4 separate regions of the Homo sapiens genome follow, and regions 2, 3 and 4 are each linked to region 1. Evidence: chromatin contacts called from ENCODE Hi-C or POLR2A ChIA-PET data. All regions are on one chromosome and are shown on one strand. Each heading gives the region's core, a stretch centred on a gene start or an enhancer-like site at or near the end of the contact. The rest is flanking DNA. Distances are from core to core; before and after follow the strand shown.

Region 1 (5,749 bases), core at 2,273-4,772:
AGAAGAGCTCTGACAAAAAATGCACAGGAAGTTCCTTCAGTAATGTTAAAGAAAAGCAGAATTACACACAGATGTGGGCGTGCAGTGTGAGAAGGCTGATGGGTGGAGGTGACAGTGAGAGCTGCTTTATTTCCCATACCTTGCTGCACAGTTTGTACTGTTTGAATTTTTACCATGTACATGTATGACTTATTCTAAAACATATACCTAGTTAAAATCTTTATTTAAAGATCCATTCTTATTCACATGCTGGAAAAGATCTAAACTAGATCTAACCCTGTTTAGTGCCATTAGGTCAACTGTCTTTACAATTTTTAATGCATTCTAACCTCTGTTAAAGTCTCATCTTACAGAATAAAACCAACCAAAGAATCAAATGAAAGCAGGACTTCCTTTCCCCCATCCCTCAATTATTTTTTTCTGAGGATAACAATGCTTAGTGTATTCATTTTAGACAATACAGAAAAGATAAAAAGGAAAATTAAAATTATGTATAATTCCACCATCCAAATATAAATGCCCAGTAATATTTTACTCTTTCCTACCAAATATTTTATGCATACACATTTTTCCTTATATTTGAACACATCATATTTCTGTAGTATAAGTGGATTTTTCCACTGGTAAGTACATCTTGTATTGTAAGTACTTTCCTGTCTTTAGTTTTTCTTCTACAGCATGGGTTTTAATATCTGTAAGGCACTTAATCTTAGAGATGGGCTATAATTTACATAGCCAGTTCCTGATTACATTTAGGATGACTTTAAAACGCAAATCTTTAAGAATACCTCTAATTATTTTCTTAGAATAATTTCCTAAAAGTAGTATTATGGTGTCAAAATGAATAAACCTTTTTGAGGCTCTTGTTACACATTCAATAGCATTTTCTGACAGTATATAATAAAAATCAATACAATCCAAGGCTGAGATGACATGAATTTGGATATAATAAGATTGGCGCATAGCTCCGTCCTCCATAGCCATCTCATCTCACTCATTTCATTACCTTTTCAACAACGTGACAATGCTTTTTAAGTGGTTTCCCCATCAAATCATAACTGACATTTAGAAGGGAAAATGCTAACGTGGCTTCTTCTCTGGCCTAGGTGTTCCAGGATACACTGTCAGATGATAGTCAGCCTTTTCTGTTTTTTGTTTTTTGCTTAAGTTACACATCCCTCTAGTCATAGTACCTAGAAAACAGTCACTTGCAAAGGATTTATGACACCATTAACAACGGGCCATCCAGCACTGTAAGGGGAGAGACATCGTGTGGCAGTTCTTGTTTTATGGGACCTAGATTTTCTGCACTAGCTTATGGGCTAGAAACTTTGTTAAGCTAGTATTTTTTAAACAATGTACTTGTATTTTTGGTTCCTAAAAACAGTAAAAGTAACACTTGTTTCATAGAGAAAGTACAGAGAAGTATAAAAAGAAAATAAAAATTACTTAAAAACTTGCCATTTGGAAGTAATTCTTTGGTCACATTTTGTGGCCTTTTCCCAATTTTTTTTCCACATGTATATATAACATATGTAAATTTGAATATGTTGCCATGTAATACATATATTTTATATAATCTCTGCTAAATAGTAAATGTATATAAGTCTATTTGTATTACATAAGTATATTTATTATTTTATATATTTATGCCCCAAAGTATTTAAATATAAATATGTGTTTATAATAATCATATAAATAAATGATATATAAATGTTTGTAATCTATATATCCATATAAACATAAAAATATTTTTTAACCTCATTTCACTAAAAGCCTCTGAAGAAACTACTATTACTGTCCCCATTTTTCTGTTGTGAAAAATCACGGCTTGGAAATAAGCTAGTAAGAGAGAGAGCCACAGCCAGATTTAAGTGTCTCACTCAAGGGCTTCAGTGACAGATCACAAAGATTTAGACGTCATTCTACTTGCAGCTGGAAGGCAGTGAAAGAATCTCATGAAGAAAAACATAAAATCATAACTTTTTTAGAGAACAACATTTCAAAAAATTTTATAATAACAAAGCCACAAAAACAGAAGTTCTTAACAAATCCACTATAGGAGAGGGGGTTAGAGCCTCACAAAGGAAGTGCTAGAATCTAGGCCCCAGCATCTCATTCCAGAGTCCCATTCTACCACTGTATTACATGTCACAATTAAACTGTAAATACATTCCATCTCATCACAATCATTCCAGTAATATTCTAGCAGCATCCTAGCTCTTGCAGTGATAACTAAAAAGCAAAACATGCATTTGCCATCGGAAGCAGAAACCTGCATCTCATCCGAAGCTTGAGAGAACCTGAAAGCCACTCGCTCTCAGGCCCAAACCCCTAACCGGCAGGTAGTATTGCCACTCCCTCCAATCCAGGCTGGCTGCCTCAGACTGCGGGCTGCCCCGGAACCTGACAGACATCCATTCTGCACGCACATGATGTCCATAACAGGGCGCTGCAGCCACGGCATTCAAACAACCCAGCAAAGGTGTCCAAACCTCAGCAAAACATATAATCCCATCATTTTCAAACAGAATGAAACTTGCAACTTCACCTGTAAATTCTTAACCCCACAAGTGCAGGTCTCTGATTGTGTCTATCTAGTCTTCCCATTATATTGTTTTTTGAACTGTTCTGTATCTTTTTAATTTTTTTTTTTTTTTTTTTTTGAGACGGAGTTTCGCTCTTGTTGCCCAGGCTGGAGTGCAGTGGCACGATCTCGGCTCACCACAACTTCCACCTCCCAGGTTCAAGCGATTCTCCTGCCTCAGCCTCCCGAGTAGCTGGGATTACAGGCATGCGCCATCATGCCCGGCTAATTTTGTATTTTTAGTAGAGACGGGGTTTCTTCATGTTGGTCAAGCTGGTCTCAAACTCCCGACCTCAGGTGAACCACCGCCTCGACCTCCCAAAGTGCTGGGATGACAGGCGAGAGCCACCACGCCCAGTCTTTTTTAATTTCTTTAAAAAATAAATAATTGAATTAGTAGGACCACATGGGTGTGTTTGTGTGTATGTGTGTGTGCGTTTATGTTGGCAAGTGTGTATGTTGGTGGGTATGTGTGTTGGTGGGAGGATAGCTGTAGCAGCAAAGTCAGTAGAGATTTAAATTTTGGCTTCTATTATTTCACAAGTTTGACTGGGATCAGGATGAGGCCTTTATACAAGTAGTTAAACTTGCAGCATTTCAGAAGCTCCTAGGACTTCATCAGTCTAAGCTAGAATGGCCTTCAGATCTGGAAACTGCACGGCCCTCGGCAAGGCTCTCAGAGGGACTGCTACCTCTTACACTAACTTCATGGTTTCCCCATCCACACTCACATACGAGGATCACCTCCATGGCCCCAGGGCCACCCGATCTCACTCTCAGCAGCCTAGAAAACTCCAGAATCAAAGGCCTTCCTCCCAAAAGGCCCCTCTGACCTTAACAAAGAGGCAAATCCTTACCTTACTCTCACGATGGTAGCACCTTCGTCACAGGCCTATCCACTACCATCTGAGCATCTAAGACAAGAGCAAACGTCTAATGAAGGACGGAAGGGCACAGCCAGCCAGCTCTACTTCCTGTTTCGAAACTCCTGAGTCACAAACACTAGAGGGGAAAGAGCGCTTACCACTTGCCCCTGAGTGAGCAGAGTGCCTTCTAAAGCTTCTAAAGCTGCAGGAAAAAGGCCTGGTGGTCCAGGAGACCGCACGCAGGGCACCTGGCCACCTGAGCACTGGCCCCTGGCTGTGACTTTGGATGGGCCATTTTACCTTTGGGGCCTCATTTCCACATTCCAAAACAAGGACGTTGGACTGGATTGTAACTAAGAACACTTTCATTTCATATTTAGGATTTAAAGATTTTTCTGGGTTCATCATTAAGACTTTAATTTTTTCATTCAATGAATCTTGATGGAGCACCTCAGAGAGGTCTTGAGATTGGACACTGCAGAGCCCTCTCATCTTGGTTCTCAGGGTGGCTGTGAACTTTCAGAGCTAAAGCCCCTGGTTTAGCCAAGGAGCATCTCTGTGGCCCCAAGGTCACCAGATTCCACCCTCAGCAGCCTAAAATACTCTAAAATTAAAAAAAAAAAAAAACTCTAAAAAGAAAAAACTCTAAAATGAAAAACCTCTAAAAAGAAAAAACTCTGAAATAAAAAAATTCTAAAATGAAAAAAATCTAAAAAGAAAAAACTCTAAAATGCAAAAACTCTTTGGTAAGATGGTAAGTCCATCTTACCAAAGGTGATCCTTGTATATGAGTGTAGCTGAGGAAACCATGAAGTTAGCTGAAAGCTGGGTTTACCATCTTATCAAAGAAGCAAATCCTGGGGCCCTCACCATGTTGGGCTCTAGGGATATACCAGTAAACAAAATATTGCCTTCATACTGAGAGTTAGATGAAATGTTTTCTGATATTAAAAGTAGGAAAAGAAAATCAAACACCTCTCTTCTTTGAAACTGCCTTTTGTCTTTCCCCAAATAGAATATAAGCTTTCAGAGGGTAGGGACTCATAGCTGAGAAGACTGAACGAAGTATCTGAAAAGGACTCTTCACCAGAGAGGGCTAGGTCAAGATGGCCTCATAATATCAATGCCTGGATGGCCACCGTGGCTCATGCATGTAATCCTAGCACTTTGAGAGGCCAAGGTGGGAGGATCCCTTGAGCATAGGAGTTTGAGACCAGCCTGGGCAACAAAATGAGACACCATCTCTATGAAGAAAAATTTTTTAATTAGCCAGGTGTGGTAGCACGCGCCTGTGGTCCCAGCTAATCTGAAGGCTGAGATGGGAAAATTGCTTGATCCCAGGATGTTGAGGCTGCAGTGAGCCGTGATTGCACCACTGCACTGCAGCCTGGGTGACAGAGCAAGACTTTGTCTCAAAAAATAAATAAATAAAAAAGAAATAGAAACAGAATGAGCAAAATAAAATACCAATAGTATTAATATGCAATAATAATTGCTAACTCGTGTAGTAAGTGATGTATGCGTATTATCTCCTTCAAGCCTCACAGTCACCTCTGGAGGCATTATTAATCATTTAATGATGAGATAACAGAGGCACAGAGGAATTACTTGCCTGAGATCGCATAGTTAAAAAACAGTGTACACATACAAAAGAAAAATACATTTTGCAAAGATACAGATAAATTCACGAATCCACATCAAAACATTAGAGAACTGTCTTTGGGGAACAAGAGAGAGGGCAGGAGGGCAAGGGTGGGGGTGGAGAGATAAAAGGAAACCCTTCAGACACGGAAGAGGGGGAAGGGGCTGTGCACCTCAGGGCATCGTGATTCGACAGAATGACAGAATAAAGTACTTAACCGTCGGCCCCAGGGCCAAATGAAAAAGAAAAAAAAGTGGATTGATAAAGTCTTCTGGACTCTCCAAACGGGTCCACAGGAGGGAGACCGTGTATCTGCATTCGAGGCGGCAGGGAAGCTTGGAGGACAAAAAGGTAGCAGAGGAACTGGAGACTGCTCAGAGTGAAAAAGTAGCAAAGTCAGAGGCAACGGCTCAGAGAGAAACCACACAGGAGACCTGGGCCAGGCAGCACCCAGAGGTGTCCTCAGAAGGGCAGATCCAAGTTGCTTCCCCACCCCCACAGCCCTGTTTCTAGAGCAAGTCAAGAAACAAAAATATTGTGGTTTCCTGTTGAAGAGGCCACCTTGGCAACAGGCACTCACCCGCTCCACCCTTTCCTGGCACCATCGCAGTCTCCGAGTCCCCTAACCTGCCTAACTCCACGTGCTCAGCAGGG
Region 2 (5,749 bases), core at 1,665-4,164, 980 kb before region 1:
TCTCGTGAGAAGTCACTCACTATATTGAGAACAGCAAGGGGAAAATCTGTCCCCATTATTCACTCACCTCCCAAGTCCCTCCCCCAACACTGGGAATAACAACTGGACATGAGATTTGAGTGGGGACACAGAGCCAAACCATATCACAGGGTCTCACTATGCTGCCCAGGCTAGAATGCAATCATAGCTCACTGTAATCTTGAACTCTTGGCCTCAAGGTATCCTCCTGCCTTGGCCTCCCAAAGTGCTGGGATTATAGGCATGTGCCACTGAGTCTGGAATGGATATATGTTTTCAATTCTCTCGGGTATATACCTAGGAGTGAAATTTCTGGGTCTTATGGTGACTTTATGTTTTACAATTTTGGGAACTGACAGACAGTTTTTCAAAACTTTTTTTTTTTGAGACAGGGTCTTGCTGTGTTGTCCAGGCTATATAGTGCATTGGCTCACAGGCTTGATCATAGCATAGCACACTGAGGCTTCCACCTCGTGGCCTCAAGGGATCCTTCTGCCTCAGCCTCCCAAGTAGCTAGGACTATAGGCCAGTGCCACCATGCCTAGCCTAAAGCATTTTATATTCCTACTAACAGGGTATAAGGGTTCTAATTTCTCCATAGCCTTGTCAACACTTGTTATTTTCTGTCTTTTTGAACATAGCCCTTCTAGTGGGTATAAAGTGGTATCTCCTTGTTTTTTTTTTTTTTTTTTTTTTGAGACTGAGTCTCGCTCTGTCACCCAGTAACAAGCTGGAGTGCAATGGTGTGATCTCAGCTCACTGCAGCCTCCTCCGCTTCCCAGGTTCAAGCGATTCTCCTGCCTCAGTCTCCCGAGTAACTGGGATTACAGGCCTGAGCCACCAAGCCTGGCTAGCTTTTGCATTTTTAGTAGAGATGGGGTTTCACCATATTGGCCAGCCTGGTCTCCAACTCCTGATCTCAAGTGATCTGCCCGTCTTGGCCTCCCAAAGTGCTGGGATTACAGGTGTGAAGCACCACGCCTGATTGTTTTTTTTTTTTGAGACAAGGTCTTACTCTGTTGCCCAGGCTGGAGTGGAGTGGGATGATCTTGGCACACTGCAACATGTTGCCCAGGCTGGTCTTGAACTCCTGGGCTCAAGAGATCTGCCCACCTGGGCCTCCCAAAGTGCTGGGATTACAGGTGTGAGCCACGGTGCCCGGCCTCCTTGTGTGTGTGTTTTTTGGTTTTTTTTTTTGAGATGGTGACCAAAAAAACACAACAACAAACAACAAACAAAAAACAAAACGAAGTCATTCTTTTGCATGTGAATGTCCAGCAGTGGTAGTACCAACTGTTGAAAAGACTGTTCTTTCACCATTGATTTGTCTTGGTGTTTTTGTTGATGTAAATGTGAGGGTTATTGATTTATTTCAGGATTCTCAATTCTATTTGTTTATATTCTTATCCTCCATGAGTATGCCCGTAGGGCCACTGTGTATGCCAGTAGGGCCATTGTGTTTTACAGAAGAAATCTAAGAAGAATCATTCTTTTTTTTTTTTCCATTAAAAGTCATGTTTACTAATCTAGCACCACAATTCGTCTTAGAACCTCCCATGCAGTTGGAAAGGGAATATGGGAAGAGGTGAGTATGTTGGAAATGTAGGGTAGTTCTCAAATTGAGGCCCCATTTTGCTTGCTCTAAAGCCAAAAACACAGGGTCTAGCAAAGAGGAGCCCAGAGGCTGGAGATGAAAACAAAAGCTTTTGGTTCAGATGGTAAAGGAGGCCCTCAAGAGCAGTAGAATCAGTATATCCCGAAGGCAGTGCTGGAGGCATTCTCATGAAGTAGGGGGTTTCTTCTTGGCATCCAAGTCCTTTTTAATTTCTTCAAGTTTTTTAGCCAGGTTTGGTATGTCATAGTTCTGAGCCAGATACATTCCAACCACGTTGCCCAATGTAAATCCAAGCAGGAATTGGAGCATGATGTTGGTGGGGAGGGCGAGGAGGGCGCAAAGGGCTGCTGCAGCTCTGCAGGCCGGTCAGAGCCTGCTTCCCCATGCGAGGGGAGCGGAATCGCCCCCCCCGCCACCTTTTTTTTTTTGAGAGGGAGTTTCACTCTTGTCGCCCAGGCTGCAGTGCAATGGCGCGGATCTCGGCTCACTGCAACCTCCGCCTCCCGGGTTCAAGCGATTCTCCAGCCTCAGCCTCCCTAGTAGCTGGGATTATAGGCGCCAGCCACCACGCCCGGCTAATTTTTGTTATTTTTAGTAGAGACGTGGTTTCACCGTGTTGGCCAGGCTGGTCTCGAACTCCTGATCTCAGGTGATCCGCCCGCCTCGGCCTCCCAAAGTGCTGGGATTATAGGCGTGAGCCACAGCGCCCTGCCAAGAAGAATCATTCTTTAACCTTAACTCAAAGCAACCAATTCAAGGGTTGGAATTACTCACTCCCCATTTAGAACTTTCAGCAGCGGTCTTTAGCATCAGTAGCCGTCAAGATTGTGTTGGGTCGTTGCTTTCTTGTTGTTTTAAATCACGGTCATGTGTTTGGCAAGGGTGCTGGTTAACCGAAAATGTTGGTTCTAGAGCTAGAAGTACTGGCATTCAAATAAACATATTTGGGGGTTGGGGGTTGATGAGCAAGGCTGGGAGGAGACAAAAGAAGTATCTCGGCTCAGTCGTCAGAGACGCGCAAGGTGTAACGGAGAGAGCAATCTAGGTTGTGAGAGTGGCTCCAAACATTGAGACATGGAGCCAGGACCTTTGCTCCTGGGGGATGGCCCTAGTACTGATGCGCAGGACCTGGTCCTTGAAGGAGCTGACAAAACTGCCGTTCACCCGCGCGACCACCGGCAAAGCAGCTCCACAGCCTGCCCCTCCCCTTGGCTGCTCCCCCACCCATTTCCCGCCTTGTCTTTCCTCTCTTCTCTCTCTCCCTCCTCCCTGCGCGAAGCGGAAGTGACGCGAGGCGTAGCGGAAGTTACTGCAGCCGCGGTGTTGTGCTGTGGGGAAGGGAGAAGGATTTGTAAACCCCGGAGCGAGGTTCTGCTTACCCGAGGCCGCTGCTGTGCGGAGACCCCCGGGTGAAGCCACCGTCATCATGTCTGACCAGGTACCGGGCTGGGAGCCATCCAACGGCGGTGGCCAGGGCCTTCCCTGCAGGTCTGCCTGCCGCTAGGCTGGGGTCGGGGATGGAGGCGCGGGGGAGGGGAGCGCGGAATGGGGGAGGGGGCGGCCGGTGGGGACTAGGCAGGCGAGGGAGAGGAGCCGACTACGGCCGGAGGTGCCGGGGCCTGCTGCGGGGCTCCCGGAGCCGCCCGCCCCTCTCCGGGCTCGCTCATCACCCCCGTACCCCACCGCCTTTGGTGGCGGCCTCCCTCATGTCGTCCCACTTCTTTCTCCCGGGTCGACTAGGTGCAGAGCCCCGCTTCCACCTCCCTGGGAGGGTCTCTGGAGAACCCGTCCGTCTCCTTCCAGAGGACTAATCGCAGAAGCAGGGCCCTAGGCCTTAGTTATGTAACGGGAGAGAATCCCTGACTGGGAGGCTCCGTGGCCCTGAGAAGCGGCTGGACTCTCCACTTTTTGCTTCTTCGTCGGGAGGGCGTGGGGCGGCGAGGGAGGGAGACGTCCGATGTTGTTGGGAATCCTGCCTCCGTTCGGATTGGAGCTAGGGCAAGGATGCCGCTGCTCTCCTCTGAGTCTTTTTCCGTGTGGGGGTGCAGAGCTGTCGCCTCTTTACTGTACTTTCCCGTTTCTTACTCGGGATTGGTTCATCCTAGCTCTCCAGTTGTAAGAGAGCATTCATAATAACCAAGAAAGAAAATAGAACTAAACTGCTAGAGCAACAAAAAGCATCTCACCTGGGCATTAACCTGAGGAAGTCTCATATTTTTGAGGAAAAGCATAGGAAAACTTTGTGTATGTAGAGTCGTTGCAGAATATTTGCAGAAAGTTGCCTGGTAAGGCAAAGTGCTCCAGCTCACTGTTAGTATCAATAATTTACTTGGGATTTGCACTTAATCAGGAGTGATCGATTTCCCCTTTTCTTCCTCATCCTGTTCTAATTAAACAACTTTATGGCTAGTTTTTAATTCATAAAGTTTTTGTCTGGTCTTTTGTTTGCTCAGACGACTTTGACTTTTTTTTTTTTTTGAGACGGAGTCTCGCTGTGTCGCCAGGCTGGAGTGCAGTGGTGCGATCTCCACTCACTGCACCCTCCCGCCTCCTGGGTTCAAGCAATTTTCGGGCCTCAGCCTCCCGAGTAGCTGGGATTACAGGCACTCACCACCAGGCACTCACCACCACACCTAGCTAATTTTTGTATTTTTAGTAGAGACGGGGTTTCACCATATTGGCCAGGCTGGTCTCGATCTCCTTACCTCGTGATCCGCCCACCTCGGCCTCCCAAAGTGCTGGGATTACGGGCGTGAGCCACCGCGCCCAGCCGACTTTGACTTTTTACATTATTTTTGGACTTTTACTCATTTAATGGTAGTTATTCAGAAAACTATTTTTCATTCAACTCCACGATGTACTTGAACTTTTAAATTTAACACACCTATTCCCTTGGCTTTTAACCCAGTTTTGTACCATTTCGTGAGAGCAAGTGAGGTTTTTGCAGATTGGTACTATTGTACAAAATGTACACTTAACATTTTAAAGCTTAACCATAATCTAGATGAATTTTGGATGGATCTACTTACTAATAATCTAGATTAATTCCCAAGTGGGCATTGTGTTTCCCTAGGTAGTTGTTTACTTGGTTACTAGGAAGAAAAGTATAGGCGTAAATGCTTAGTTTCGTCAGCCTTTTATTTTGTTTCCCAGAAGCGTCTAGGAAGCATTTTGAAATTTATTGTAGACTGATGGAAGAGCAACATAAAGAAATAATTATAAAATGTAGAATTTATTGCTCCATTTTGAAGTCAGGTTATTTAAGAGATACATAAAGAAATGAAGGACCTAGGATACAAATAGATTCTTTTATTTCATGTTCATACTAGGACATTATTTGTCTTTTTCACTGTCATTCTTTCATGAGTGTTCAATGGACGTTTCTAGAAACTAACATGACTTGTGATAAAACAAATTAAATGTGGAAGCAGATGTGAAAATCCAGCTGTTTAGCTGTTTTTATTAAGCCAGACATTAAAGAGATTTGCAAAAATGTGTAACAGTCCCACTCTTTCATTAATTTTGTTTTGAAAAATATTTTTAATAAAAATATATATTTGTTAACATATAACAGGTTTGTTGGTATTTTAAAATGAATTAATATTTAAGACATTTCTCAGTTTTCAGTGTTTAATACTGTAAACATCAATAGATGTAACCAACCTAACAAAAGCTTTATGGGATTCTAAATAAATTTAAGTGTAAGATTCCTGAGAACAAAAAGTTTGAGAACTGTTGCTGTAGGCTGATTGACCAACATCATTAGGACTCGCCGGGTGCAGTGGCTTAAGCCTGTAATCCCAGCACTTTGGGAGGTCAAGTTGGGTGGATCACGAGGTCAGGAGTTCTAGACCAGCCTGACTAACATGGTGAAACCCCGTCTCTACTAAAAATACAAAAAATAGCCAGGCGTGGTGGTGCGCACCTGTAATCCCAGCTACTCAGAAGGCTGAGGCAGGAGAACTGCTTAAACCCGGGAGGCGGAGGTTGCAGTAACTGGAGATCACTCCACTGCACTCCAGCCTGGGCGACAGAGTGAGACTCCGTTTAAAAAAAAAAAAAAGACTCAGTACATTGGCCGGGTGCAGCGCCTCACACCTGTAATCCTGGCACTTT
Region 3 (5,749 bases), core at 1,129-3,628, 620 kb before region 1:
GAATCTTTCCCAGAAAAGCTTTAAAATAAACACAGTACATGAGAGAGTGGGAGGAGCACAGAACTGGGCATCAAGATCTTGGTTCTAATCTTGATTTTGCAGCTAAGTTCCTATGTGATCTTTAGCAAGAACAATGAATAGTAGGAAAGGAGTAGCTTTTAGGAGTCAGATTTGAAGTAAAATCTTGGCTCTACAACTTTCTAGCTGTGTGACTTCAAGCAATTAGCCTACCTGACTTCCAGCTGTCTAATCTGTAATATGAGGATAACAATTCCAGCCTCACCAATTAGTACATAGATTGATAATTTATATAAAGCATATAGATGTCCAATAAAAGGCAGGTACGATTATTCTTCCCTGGGCATCAGTGACTCAGCTATATAATGAAGGTATGGAATAAGTAATCTTTAAGATCCTTTATAAATAACTCTTTTCTGAATTATTTATCTTTACTTGGAGACTCAGCCATGAACGTAACAAATTTAACCAACTTAAGGGCTTGGTAGGGCTGAGGGACTTGGTTTTCCCAGACTTCTCCCAGCAACACAATGCTATGCAACCCCATAAACCACGTCTCAACCCAGTATCTCCTCTAACATATTGAAATGGATGGAGAACAACTTTGTGCATAGAAGGTGAGGAAGTGTGTTATGGAGGACATCTCCAAATTCGCTTCTTAAGGGCTGATTAATGGAGGATTTAAAAGGTGGACAGATTGGTCTGAGTTACGTTACAAACTCCTAGAAGTAGCACAGAGTCAAGAGGATGGCTGAGAATCTTCCCTCCCTCTTTTCCAACATCCCCAGCCCCTGAAACCTGGCCTCATAGAATGACAAAATATTCTGGTTCAACTTTGAATAGAATACACAAAAAAACCAATAAACAGAATAGGTTTGAAATTACGTGGAAGCATTCAGAGTGAAACTAAGCTTGATTAGTACATGTTAAAGAATGTTTAAATTGTTGCAAAAAGGCATACGATGGTAAGAAAAACTACAATGGTATATGAGTTAAGACTGAGCCACTATGATTAAAAAGAAGACAACTTCAGAATGATCTTAGATGGTATTGAGAGGAACACGACATTCCTTTGCCCGTATGCCCTTCCTCTCCAATCATCCAGACCCATCATCTTTCAAGGCCCACTCACAAAATCATCCTGGATCCCCACAGCTGGAGTTAATCTCACCTCCTTCAAACACTTAGAGCACTTTATTTGTATACTTGATCTGCAGCTGTTTATATACTTGTCTTATTTCCTAAAGGACCGTAAGCTCTTTGAGGACAGGGTCTATGACTAATTCATTTTTGTATCCTTTAATATCACACCTCATGGACACTCAGTAAACCTCCAATGAATGAATGGAACATGATTCTCCCACCATGCAAGAAATTTGAGTCTATGCTGCCTCCATATTCTCAGAGATAAGCAAAATAATTGGAACAGATTCAGAAGAGAACAATAAAACAAAATGACTAAAAAGTGGGAGAAACAGAATTTGTATTTGGAAACAAAGGTTAAAGGAATTCAGCCTAAAGTGGCCTTTGGGAAGTGATATCATAGGGACCTTCCAATATATTAAGGAGATAACACTCAAAGAAGGCCTGAAGTTATTTTATTGAACCAAAACAAAACACGACTCAGATTTTAACAGGGCAATGAGGCATGCTGAAGAACTTTCGGAGTATAGATATCGGGATGGTGTGATCAAAGGTAGAGGTAAATGCCATGCTTTCTTCCATCCCTATGTGTATATAAGTATACTCTAACAATGGGGGCTGTGGTACAGCATTTTTGCAAAATTACTTGTGAAACAATTGCAAGCTTTTTAGATTTTCTCCCCCTAAGATGCTAAAACCTGTTTTAAAGGAGAAGGGGATTTAGTCCAGGAAGGAATGGGAGACTCAAGTATGAGACTTGGCTAGCAAGCAAAATGGGACCAACCCAGAGAGAGAGAGAGAAAGAGAGACAGCCTTTGATGTCCTGACGATCAAGGACCATGGCTTAAAGACCAGACTCTTAAATCACGTGTCATTTACTGCCTCAGATAAAAAATACTTTTCTGGATCAGTGTCTGTAGTTCAAAATGGCTAGGTTCCAAAATCAGTCTTAAATTTCCAAGGGTAACATTTGGAAGGTTTCCTGAAAGAACAGAGCGGAGCCAGTTTTAAGAAGGGGCAGCTTAATGATTTCCTACTACCCCCACCCCCAAATCATTAAACAGTGTTCCTTTCCCAGAGCCCAAGTTCATGCTGAGGGCAAAGAGAATTAAATGAAGAAGCTGAACCTGCAGCTAAGATTAGAGAGTTGCCAAGGGCCTAATTTTAGGTCCTAGCTGCTCCAGCTGACGTCCTGCCCTGCTGGCTCAGCCACGAGGACCACAAGTGTGGCCATAAGCCGGTGTCTGAGTGGGAAGAGCGACTCCCTGGCCATCTGCAAAAGCAATTAGCTTGCTGTTGGCTGTGTTTTGAGAGGGACTACCAATAATTTCTCCTTCAACAAGTGTTTCTTCAGGTGTTCACGAGTCAATAAGGGAAAATGTCAGAACTTGGCAGAAGTTCCCACATGCTTGCCATTCTAATATTCACACTTTTCCACTTCAGGTGCTGTCCAAAAGGAAACTAATCCTGGAATTCCTGGTTTTCATGGCAAATAACCCCCTGATAAATGCCCTTTGGCTCTAAGCGTACTGCCACAACCTAGGGAAAGCATTGTTCGGGACTTCTCAGCGTCATGAAAATAGAGATGGACTGGAACAATTCTTTCATTTTGTGTGGAATTTCTATGCCGCTCCTACACTGGGATTTAGGCTGTCCTTCCACTCTCCACGTATTTCCCAGTCCCAGGCTTTATGCTTTAATTGTCTTCTTTAGAGGGCAGACAATAAGAGCTGGCATCTTCCAGATCAAAGGGGAAACAGAATATATTTTAAAGTGACAACTCTGTTATCCTGCAACCAGAATAAAATCAGAATAATAAAATGATATAAATATAAGCCCCTAAATAATTTTATACTGAAATGCCACCAGAGAGCAAAATTTCTTGCATAATTATGGCAGAGAAACTCTCCTTACAAATCACTCACAAGAGCATGCCGATTTTTGCACAATTCTCATGCCTGGGGCAGCCCTCCTCAGGGATGGAGTTTCTATGTCCCTGCAGATTGGGAACTGTGATTACCCACTGGTGTGCTCTGTCTGCAAAGGAGGCTGTTAATAAAGGCTCATTGCCAGGGGCAATGAAAAAGCAGGCTGGCACTGCCAGGCCAAGGACCGCATCTCTTAGTAGATAATGTGCTGGTGGTGAGAGCCACTGTCACGAAGGTGCACAAACCAGCCCTGGCTGCTTCTGTCTCTTCCTCTATTTTTCTTTCCTGGTAGCTTTGCTTTTTCTATCTACTTGTCCATCTGTCTATATACATATTTCTGCACACCCACCACCCTGTCACACACATACACAAGCACACACACATGCTCGTGCACTCATGTGCACGAGCACACACACACAGAAGCACACACACCCAATCTTGCCCCCGCCTTTCCCTGTCTCTTGGCACCGGCGCTTTCATCTTCTCCCTCGGGGATTCGAGATGTCGCTGCAGGAAATGCTTGTCCGCCGAGGCAGCAGCAGCAGAGCCCTGTGGCTTTGACAAACCTCATTTAATTGGGAGGAAGCCAGGAGAATTTGAAAGAACTGAAACATCCACGAAACTCCTTTTATCAGGCATAATTTAAACTCTGCATGGAAAAACCCCTATATGTATAAAGAAAAGTCAACTTCCCTCCTGCTGTGAGCACTCCTGGTTTCCCCCGCTAGTGCAGGCAGCCTCCTACAAGATTCCATCTTTTCATTTTTCTAAAAGTGTCAAAGTAGATTTGGGCTCTGTGACTGGGCGAACAGGGAAGGAATACAGATTGTTCTCTCTGTCTCTCTCTCACACACACACACACACATACGCACACACACATATACACACATACACACACAACCTTAGATACCCATGCACCACGGCCCCTCTGTTGGTGGCTTTGCTTTTGGGTCAGCCAGGAAAAATCAAAACCCAAGTTTCTAACAACACATCAGTTTGGACAGTGATTGTTTCTTCCTAATCATCTTGCGTCAAGCAAAAGCTGGAGCCTAGAAAACTCTGAAGATCCCCAGCAATTGTCAGCATGTGGAATAACAGATCCTAAAGGAGGGCCAATGGGGAAAGTTTCTTTAAGTGGAGAGAAGGGAGTGTGTGTGTGTGTGCGTGTGTATGTACATCCAAGCGTGTACACTTGCATGAAGTAATAGAGTTATAAGTCCCAAGTCTGACAGGAGAAAGCTGAAAAGGAACAATCTAGGGGCTTGGACTGGGAAGAGGGGATTGGGATGGGAGTGGCCGGGGAGGAATGGGGCTGAAGTGGGGGCAGAGGTACCAGGAAAGGAGTGAGAACTGTGGATCTGCCTGCAATGTCTTTTGTTCCACCCATATGCCTCTCTCCTCCTTCCAAATTCCACTTTAGATTCACCTCCAGTCTAATCCATCTCATTTGAATTCTTGTTCCTCCAAATAATTGCCTTCAACACACACATAGTCTCTGCACATCTGCAGTTGATTATGCACAGATTTTTTGCTGTTTAGATATGATGTGTGCTGATATGTGTGCGAGGGTGCCCCGTTTCCTCTTCCTCACCCTCTTTTCCTCCCACTTCATAAGAACCTGGAGGCCAAGGACAAGTCTCTTGTTTTCCTCAACTTTTTATAGCACTCAATATGTTCTTGACACTTAATGGCAATTTAATAAATACTAATGACTGACTCTTTCTACAGGGTTAAGTAAGACATTAACCCCAGTTGTATGATTATGGTTATTTTTGGAGATCCTAAATGACTCACTTTAGTCATAAAACAGAATGCCTCAGCAAGTCCCAAACTAAGCGCTTTGGACTGCTGCAGGACGATGTCCTAGACACAGAGGAGCTGCGTCTGCAAACTCTGGCAAGGCGGACCAGGCTGTTTCCACACCTCTTGGGCAGTAGCTCCTCACCCTGTCCCCATCCTTATCTCACTGCACCCCATCGCCACTCCCCCACGCCCCTTCCAGTGTCCTCATCGCAGTTCCAGCCCTTAGGCCCTCCCTCCTAAGCTTTCTTTTCTCTGGCTTAGGACTTCTAAAACCAACCCTGGCTGCTTCTCTCTCTTCTGTTTTTCCTTCCTGGTAGCTTTGCTTTTCTTGTCTACTTGTCCCTTGCTCCTAAAACTATTTTTAGTTGAATGGTGGATTTTTTTTCAAAGAAACCTCACCTAAGGATAGTCCCCCATGACCACTGCCCACATCCTCCTGTAGCCCTTCCTGGCCACAGTCCAAGAAACATGACGGGAGTTCCAACCACATGATCCCTCAGCAGATTTCAGGTTTGGAAGATGACTTCAGGCCCAGGCAGCAAAGGCTGATTCCAAGGTAACTTGTGTTTACAGGAGGTGGGCAGCCTCGGAGGAGACCTCCCTTCCCCCAGCACCCCACCCCGGCACTGCCTTCTGCAGCTTGCTATTACCAATCAAGAAAGGCCCAGCTCCCTCTCAGGACATATCCGCTTCACCTATCATCTTACTCTCCGCAGAAAGGGAGAAGAGTCTTGTTAGAAACACTGGTGTGGCTTCCTGGCAGATGGTAGCTAAGGCAAACAACTCAGAGACAACGTCCATCTCATCCAATTTCTGAGTGTAAATGTGTACCTGTGAAATGTCTGGACCATTACAAA
Region 4 (5,749 bases), core at 2,437-4,936, 550 kb after region 1:
TCAGATGGGAAACTGGGAGATGTGAATTATAGCCCTAGTTCTGCCATAAGTAACTTGGGGCAGGAGGTTTTGTTTGCTTGTTTTAAGCACTTTGGGCATCAGTTTCTGAACCTACAAAATGAAGGTACAAGATTAAATTCATGCTTTTCAACACTTTTAACTTGTAAACTAAGATAAGAGAGTTTTCTACTGATCTGGGACTCTATGACTTTGGAGGTCTGGTGAGGATAATCTTTCTCTCCCTCCACTCAGGCAAATGGCGTTAACACATGAGTGAAGCTCTTTAAGGGATGTCAGTTCTTATATTCTGTGATGTCATGTAACCACAGTTACAGTGCCTACTCCTGTCCCTTGAAGATATCTCCCAGTGATCCTGGGGATGAACACCAGGCAGCTTTCCAAATAATAGGGTTTTGTTTTTTTTTTTTCTGCCATCTTGTAAACCTTCTTGGACCAACAACCAGCCCAGCTACAGCAGATCAGCAAGAGAATCAGGCTGTCTGGTTTGGAAAATAAATTTTGACACTGCTCTGTCCTCCCTGTCCTGGTAAGTCCTGGATGTTCAGCAGCAAGTTAGCCTGGGGTCCTGAGGGTCATGTGAATATGGCTATATGTCATGCATGCGACTGTAAGTCCTCCTTCCAGCCACCGTGGTCACCTGCAAAGTCCCTTCCCTCACATTTCCCTGAGGCTTCTTGCTTCCCTTTTGTTATATTTTTGCCCTTCAGGTCTATCTTTAGTTTTACCTTTTATGACATTTTATCAGCATAAAAACAGAGTTATCAATGGAAAATAAACATCTGAAAAAGGTCTAACTTCACTAATTAAAGTAATATAATTCAAATAATGAGAGATAATTTTTCTCTAATTTAGAGAAATTTGTCAAAGATTAGAGGATATGATAACCAGTGTTGCTAAGGCTGTGATGAAAGGGCTGCATTCATACCCAGTTGCTGAGAGTATGGATTGAAACCATCTTCCTAAAGGCCAGTTTTAAGAACCTAAAAAATAGACAGAAATTCCACTTTTAGGAATGTGTTCTAAGGAAATCATCGGAAATATCTGCAGATTTATGTTTTAGAGTATTTACAGAATATTATTTGTCCCCCCAAATGGGGATTGGTTAAATAAGTTATAGCACATCCATTTGAATAAAAAACAAACACATATCCATTAAAAATCCTGTTTTGAAAAATCTTTAGTGTCATAGGAAAATGTTTGTGATATACTATTATCTGAAAAAAAGAATGTAGGATTATATATATAAAATGTGATCTTGAAAAAAATGTGTTTTACACCAGTTAGAATGGCGATCATTAAAAAGTCAGGAAACAACAGGTGCTGGAGTGGATGTGGAGAAACAGGAACACTTTTACACTGTTGGTGGGACTGTAAACTAGTTCAACCATTGTGGAAGTCAGTGTGGCGATTCCTCAGGGATCTAGAACTAGAAATACCATTTGACCCAGCCATCCCATTACTGGGTATATACCCAAAGGATTATAAATCATGCTGCTATAAAGACACATGCACATGTATGTTTATTGCGGCACTATTTACAATAGCAAAGACTTGGAACCAACCCAAATGTCCAACAATGACAGACTGGATTAAGAAAATGTGGCACATATACACCATGGAATACTATGCAGCCATAAAAAAGGATGAGTTCATGTCCTTTGCAGGGAAGTGGATGAAACTGGAAACCATCATTCTCAGCAAACTATCGCAAGGACAAAAAACCAAACACCGCATGTTCTCACTCATAGGTGGGAATTGAACAATGAGAACACTTGGACACAGGAAGGGGAACATCACACACCAGGGACTTTTGTGGGGTGGGAGGAGGGGGGAGGGATAGCATTAGGAGCTATACCTAATGCTAAATGACGAGTTAATGGGTGCAGCACACCAACATGGCAGATGTATACATATGTAACAAACCTGCACATTGTGCACATGTACCCTAAAACTTAAAGTATAATAATAATAAAATAAAAAATGTGTTTTATGTATTCACATATTTATATACACCCTAATAATCCTTAAAATTACAAGGAAGTCTATTAAAATTATAATAGCATGTTAAGAAATATTATCCAAAACTTGGAAAAATAGACAAGATTCACTGAATGGCCTTTCAATGCATTTTGGAACACAGTCTAGCAAGTCCATTCCATGGTTATCTCATTCTCTAAGGGAATGTTCCTTTGTTGAACTTGTTTACTATTGATTGGGGGCTAGACTCTGTGAAGCTACATAAGAACATGTAGATTTTCTTTTCTAGTAAAGAATCAAATTATTTCTGTCCTGTAGGAAGGCAACCTCAAAGGTTACAGTTTTATTACCTGTAAGATATTAACCGGTTTTTTACCTAAACTAGCAACCTTCGTCATTGTGCTGGCATGCCTATATGCTCAGTCTCTCAAATTCACTTTCATCCAGTTTTATCATTTTGCTGGTTCCCTCATTGTCGAGTTAAATAAATCTTTGACATTTGCTTACTTAAGATTTGTATGAGAATCAAGTTTTTAATACAGTATTTAAAAAATACTTTGGCAATGGCCATATATAGCTGGTAGGTTTACAGGAGATTTTGATTTTCTTTTTATATTCTTCTGTATTTGTCGAATGTCCATTAAAGGACATGTTTTACTTTTATAAAAAGAAAGCACAAAAATGTCTGTATGTATATACACATGCATTCTATATTAATTTCTCAGGCTGTACTTTCCCTAACTCTATACCCAGTAACAGGCCAACCTCCCGAAGATGCATAAAGACACCTTTGCCGTTGACCAGGCAGACCCTGCATCCACAGGACATAGAGAGAAAGGTGCTCCCTGAACACTGATCTGGATAAGCATTGCTGGGTCAGTGCAGAGGCGTCCATTTCCCCAGTCTGCCGAGCTGGCCTAAAGCTGAGGACCTCTTAGTGGGAGCTGAGGACATGTGCCTGAAGAGGCAAGCCCTTGACTGATGGAAATTGGAGTCTGAGTTCCATGTGGGGGACTGGGAAGCACAGCAAGGTCTGAAATGGGAGACCCAGGGAAGGGCAGAGAGGACCAAAGGAGGAAGGGGGTCTACAGTGTGGGAAACAGCCTGGACGCAACAGCCGGGGGAGGAGGCCTGCTCTGGCCCCAGTGGCCCCTTGTAAGCAGGAAAGGCAGCTGGCTAGACCTCTTCTGTGTTATTCACTCTGATTTTATCCTTTATCTTCCCCTCCCAACCTCACCTCCTTTCTAACCCCAAAGCCATGCAGCTAATATGACTAAGATTGCTGGGCGTTTGCTTGGAAATGCAAATGAGAATTTCTGGTAGTTTCCTAGTTTCCTTGATCTCCTTTGTCAAGTTTATTGAGGGGAAAGGACTCTCGGTTAAAAAAAAAAAAAAAAGAAAATCCAGATTTTGAACACCAGCTCTCTTTAATGCCAACTTCCTGAGGAGCTGCCCAGCTCTGTAACAACCTGGAACAGAGGCGCCATCACAGACTTGGCTCTGACGGGCGGCACAGCAAGAAGCCTTGCTCGCGTGTGGGACGTGCCCGTTCTGGCCTGGAGAGAGGGCCCAGAGACACCACCTCGCCACCGCCACCTGATTACTCATTGTCACCAATGAGATGACAAGAACTGATGACGCATTTCCCTTTTGCTGCACTCTGACACCTCAGAGACCACAGCAGAGAAAAAGCTGCTTTTGTAAAACTGGAACATGAACTACGCGGACGCCCCAGAGGAGGTCTCTGCTGCCCTCTGTTGCTGGCTTCTTAGTAACCCTAACCATTTTTAAGAATACAGTATTTGGTTTCAGTAACTTTATTACATGAAAAGTATGCTCGGAGGAAAAAATGTGTCAAATTTAATCAGTCGTGGGTACTATCAACATTTTAAATTGTTGCCAATCTAATAGAGGAAAATGGTATCTCATTGCTGTTTTAATTTTCATTTTAAAAATTCTAAGTGAGGCTCAAAATAGTTTATTTTTCCAGTTTCCTGCCAGTGGGTATACTTTTCTTTTTTTGTTTTTTTAATCTTTTTTTATTGATTTAGAAAAGTTTTTGCTGTAAATGCGTTTCTTTTTATACTAATGCTTTTCTCTGTTATATAGTCAAATTTATCAGTCTTTTCTTTATAACTTCCGGCTTTCATGTTCCTTAGGCTATGGATTTTTTTAAATGCATGCATATATTTAGTATAGTTTTTAGTATTTAAAACTTTAATCAATCTGGAATTTATTTTTATTGTAAAGTGGGAAATAGAAGTACAGCTTTATGTTTCTTTGTTTTTAAAATGGCTTGCAAGTTGTACCAATATTCTTCCTTAAATGCTCCATTTTATGGCTTACTTGAAGTGCATTTTTGCTTCTAATGAGACCTGACTTTCTGGCCTATTTCAGGACTTTACATTGTTCTGTTGGTCTGTTTTTCTCCTCCTGTATCAGTACCTATAATGTGTAACTACTAGACATGTATTAATGTAATAGAATACATTTCAATATTATATAGGGCTAGTTTCCCCTCTTGACTATTCTTATTATACATTTTTTATCTTTCTAGATAAACTTTAAAATCAAGTTTTTAAAAGACACTGTTGATGTTTTGATTGGGAATGTGTTATATTTAATTTATAAGAGAAAATTGATACTGTTATATTTTGTGTCCTTGTAGCTAAGGCTTATGTCTTTCCCTTTTAAAATTTGTCTTTTTTTAAAGTTCACCAATAGATTTTAAAAGTTCTTTTCATGTTGGCCCTGCACATATTTTTGTTGATTTTATCCCTAGAGTTATTTTTTGGTTGTTACTATAAACGGGAACTGTTATTCCATTGTATTTTCTGATTATTGCTTGAATACAGCATTTCCACAGCTGATCCTTTCCTAAAAGCTGACACTATGACAGCAGTTGGAAATTAAAAAGGAAAGCCATGGCAAAAGACAGTCACAGCTCCACTTGGCTGTTCTGTTCTTTCAGAAAACGTAGTGACCTCGTATGAGTACATCCCCTGAGGTAGGGTCAAAAGAAAGTCTGTTAGGACACCTAAGAGTTTCTTGGAGATGTCAGGATATCCACCGGGGTTCTGAAGTAAAGATGCTGTCATTATTTTAATATAAATGATCAATTATGAAGATATAGTTGATTGGTATAAAACCATTTTTAAAATCTATATTGCTGCATAGTCTTCAGACTTTTATTTTCATTGCCGTGGGGAAGTTTGTATGAATTAGAGGAGCTCCATGGTTTTCATCCTATAAGGGACTTCAGAAAAATAGCATGAAAGCAAAACTGTGGTAGGGTCAACACACGGTGCTCCTTTATTTGGTTTGAGGTGTAAGTTAATAAATCACCTTCTGATAAGCTGCTGACAGAATTTATTTGCACCAACTGTAGTAGGGCCACCTCCTCCATATAGACACTGAAGTCCACAGTGGTGTTTGTGCCGTCTTTGAAAAGGACTGTCATTCCAGCATTCATAACCGCCAGGGCATTTTGCTGATGTGAGGCCTGTCGGAAAGCTGAAGCAGACTCTCACTGGAATACAACAAGAACGACTTTCTTTTTTCTTCTTCGAGACGGAGTCTCGTTCTGTTGCCCACGCTGGAGGCTGGAGTGCAGTGGCGTGATCTTGGCTCACTGCAACCTCCACCTCCCTGGTTCAAGCAAATTCTCCTGCCTCAGACTCCCCAGTCGCTGGGACTACAGGCATGTGCCACCACGCTCAGCTAATTTTTTGTATTTTTAGTAGAGATGAGG

Evidence for each region. A loop is a pair of places that touch in the nucleus more often than their neighbours do. ChIA-PET counts read pairs that join two places held with the same protein, here RNA polymerase II (POLR2A). Pooled maps may share reads with other maps.
Region 2: a loop to region 1 is called in a pooled map, with 4 times the contacts of the local background. The contact joins the promoter of SUMO1 here to the promoter of CASP8 in region 1. A Hi-C loop is called at or near these places in 5 of 50 pooled maps. POLR2A ChIA-PET finds 5 or more read pairs at or near these places in 3 of 52 experiments (PC-9, RWPE1 and activated naive CD4-positive, alpha-beta T cell).
Region 3: a loop to region 1 is called in a pooled map, with 4 times the contacts of the local background. The contact joins the enhancer-like site here to the promoter of CASP8 in region 1. A Hi-C loop is called at or near these places in 2 of 37 single-sample maps with no recorded cell type and 3 of 50 pooled maps.
Region 4: a map of CD4-positive, alpha-beta memory T cell shows a loop between it and region 1 (14-fold over the local background). The contact joins the enhancer-like site here to the promoter of CASP8 in region 1. A Hi-C loop is called at or near these places in 1 of 168 maps with a recorded cell type or tissue (CD4-positive, alpha-beta memory T cell), 1 of 37 single-sample maps with no recorded cell type and 10 of 50 pooled maps. POLR2A ChIA-PET finds 5 or more read pairs at or near these places in 3 of 52 experiments (CD8-positive, alpha-beta memory T cell, activated CD8-positive, alpha-beta memory T cell and activated T-cell).

What each region holds. Positions count from the first base shown.
Region 1 is chr2:201,258,309-201,264,057 of GRCh38, reverse strand. CASP8 (caspase 8) reads right to left here and starts at 3,522. Exons shown (of 9, transcript NM_001372051.1): 1 at 3,445-3,522. RefSeq lists enhancers at 5,218-5,637, 5,658-5,717, 5,714-5,749.
Region 2 is chr2:202,235,762-202,241,510 of GRCh38, reverse strand. It overlaps SUMO1 (small ubiquitin like modifier 1), which reads left to right and starts at 2,914. Exons shown (of 5, transcript NM_003352.8): 1 at 2,914-3,071. The coding sequence starts at 3,060. It also overlaps the pseudogene STMP1P1. RefSeq lists a silencer at 3,260-3,449.
Region 3 is chr2:201,880,405-201,886,153 of GRCh38, reverse strand. All of the region lies in intron 12 of CDK15 (cyclin dependent kinase 15), which reads right to left. Among named protein-coding and RNA genes, the nearest start is that of CDK15, 77 kb to the right of the region's middle. Within about 2 kb of position 2,378, at least 5 of the 41 ENCODE cell types and tissues checked have a DNase peak (open chromatin) inside an H3K27ac peak, as active enhancers do.
Region 4 is chr2:200,711,133-200,716,881 of GRCh38, reverse strand. It overlaps LINC01792 (long intergenic non-protein coding RNA 1792), which reads left to right. Exons shown (of 3, transcript NR_037886.1): 2 at 465-547; 3 at 2,752-4,577. It also overlaps the pseudogene AOX3P-AOX2P and the pseudogene AOX3P. Among named protein-coding and RNA genes, the nearest start is that of LINC01792, 21 kb to the left of the region's middle. RefSeq lists an enhancer at 3,488-3,767. Within about 2 kb of position 3,686, at least 35 of the 41 ENCODE cell types and tissues checked have a DNase peak (open chromatin) inside an H3K27ac peak, as active enhancers do.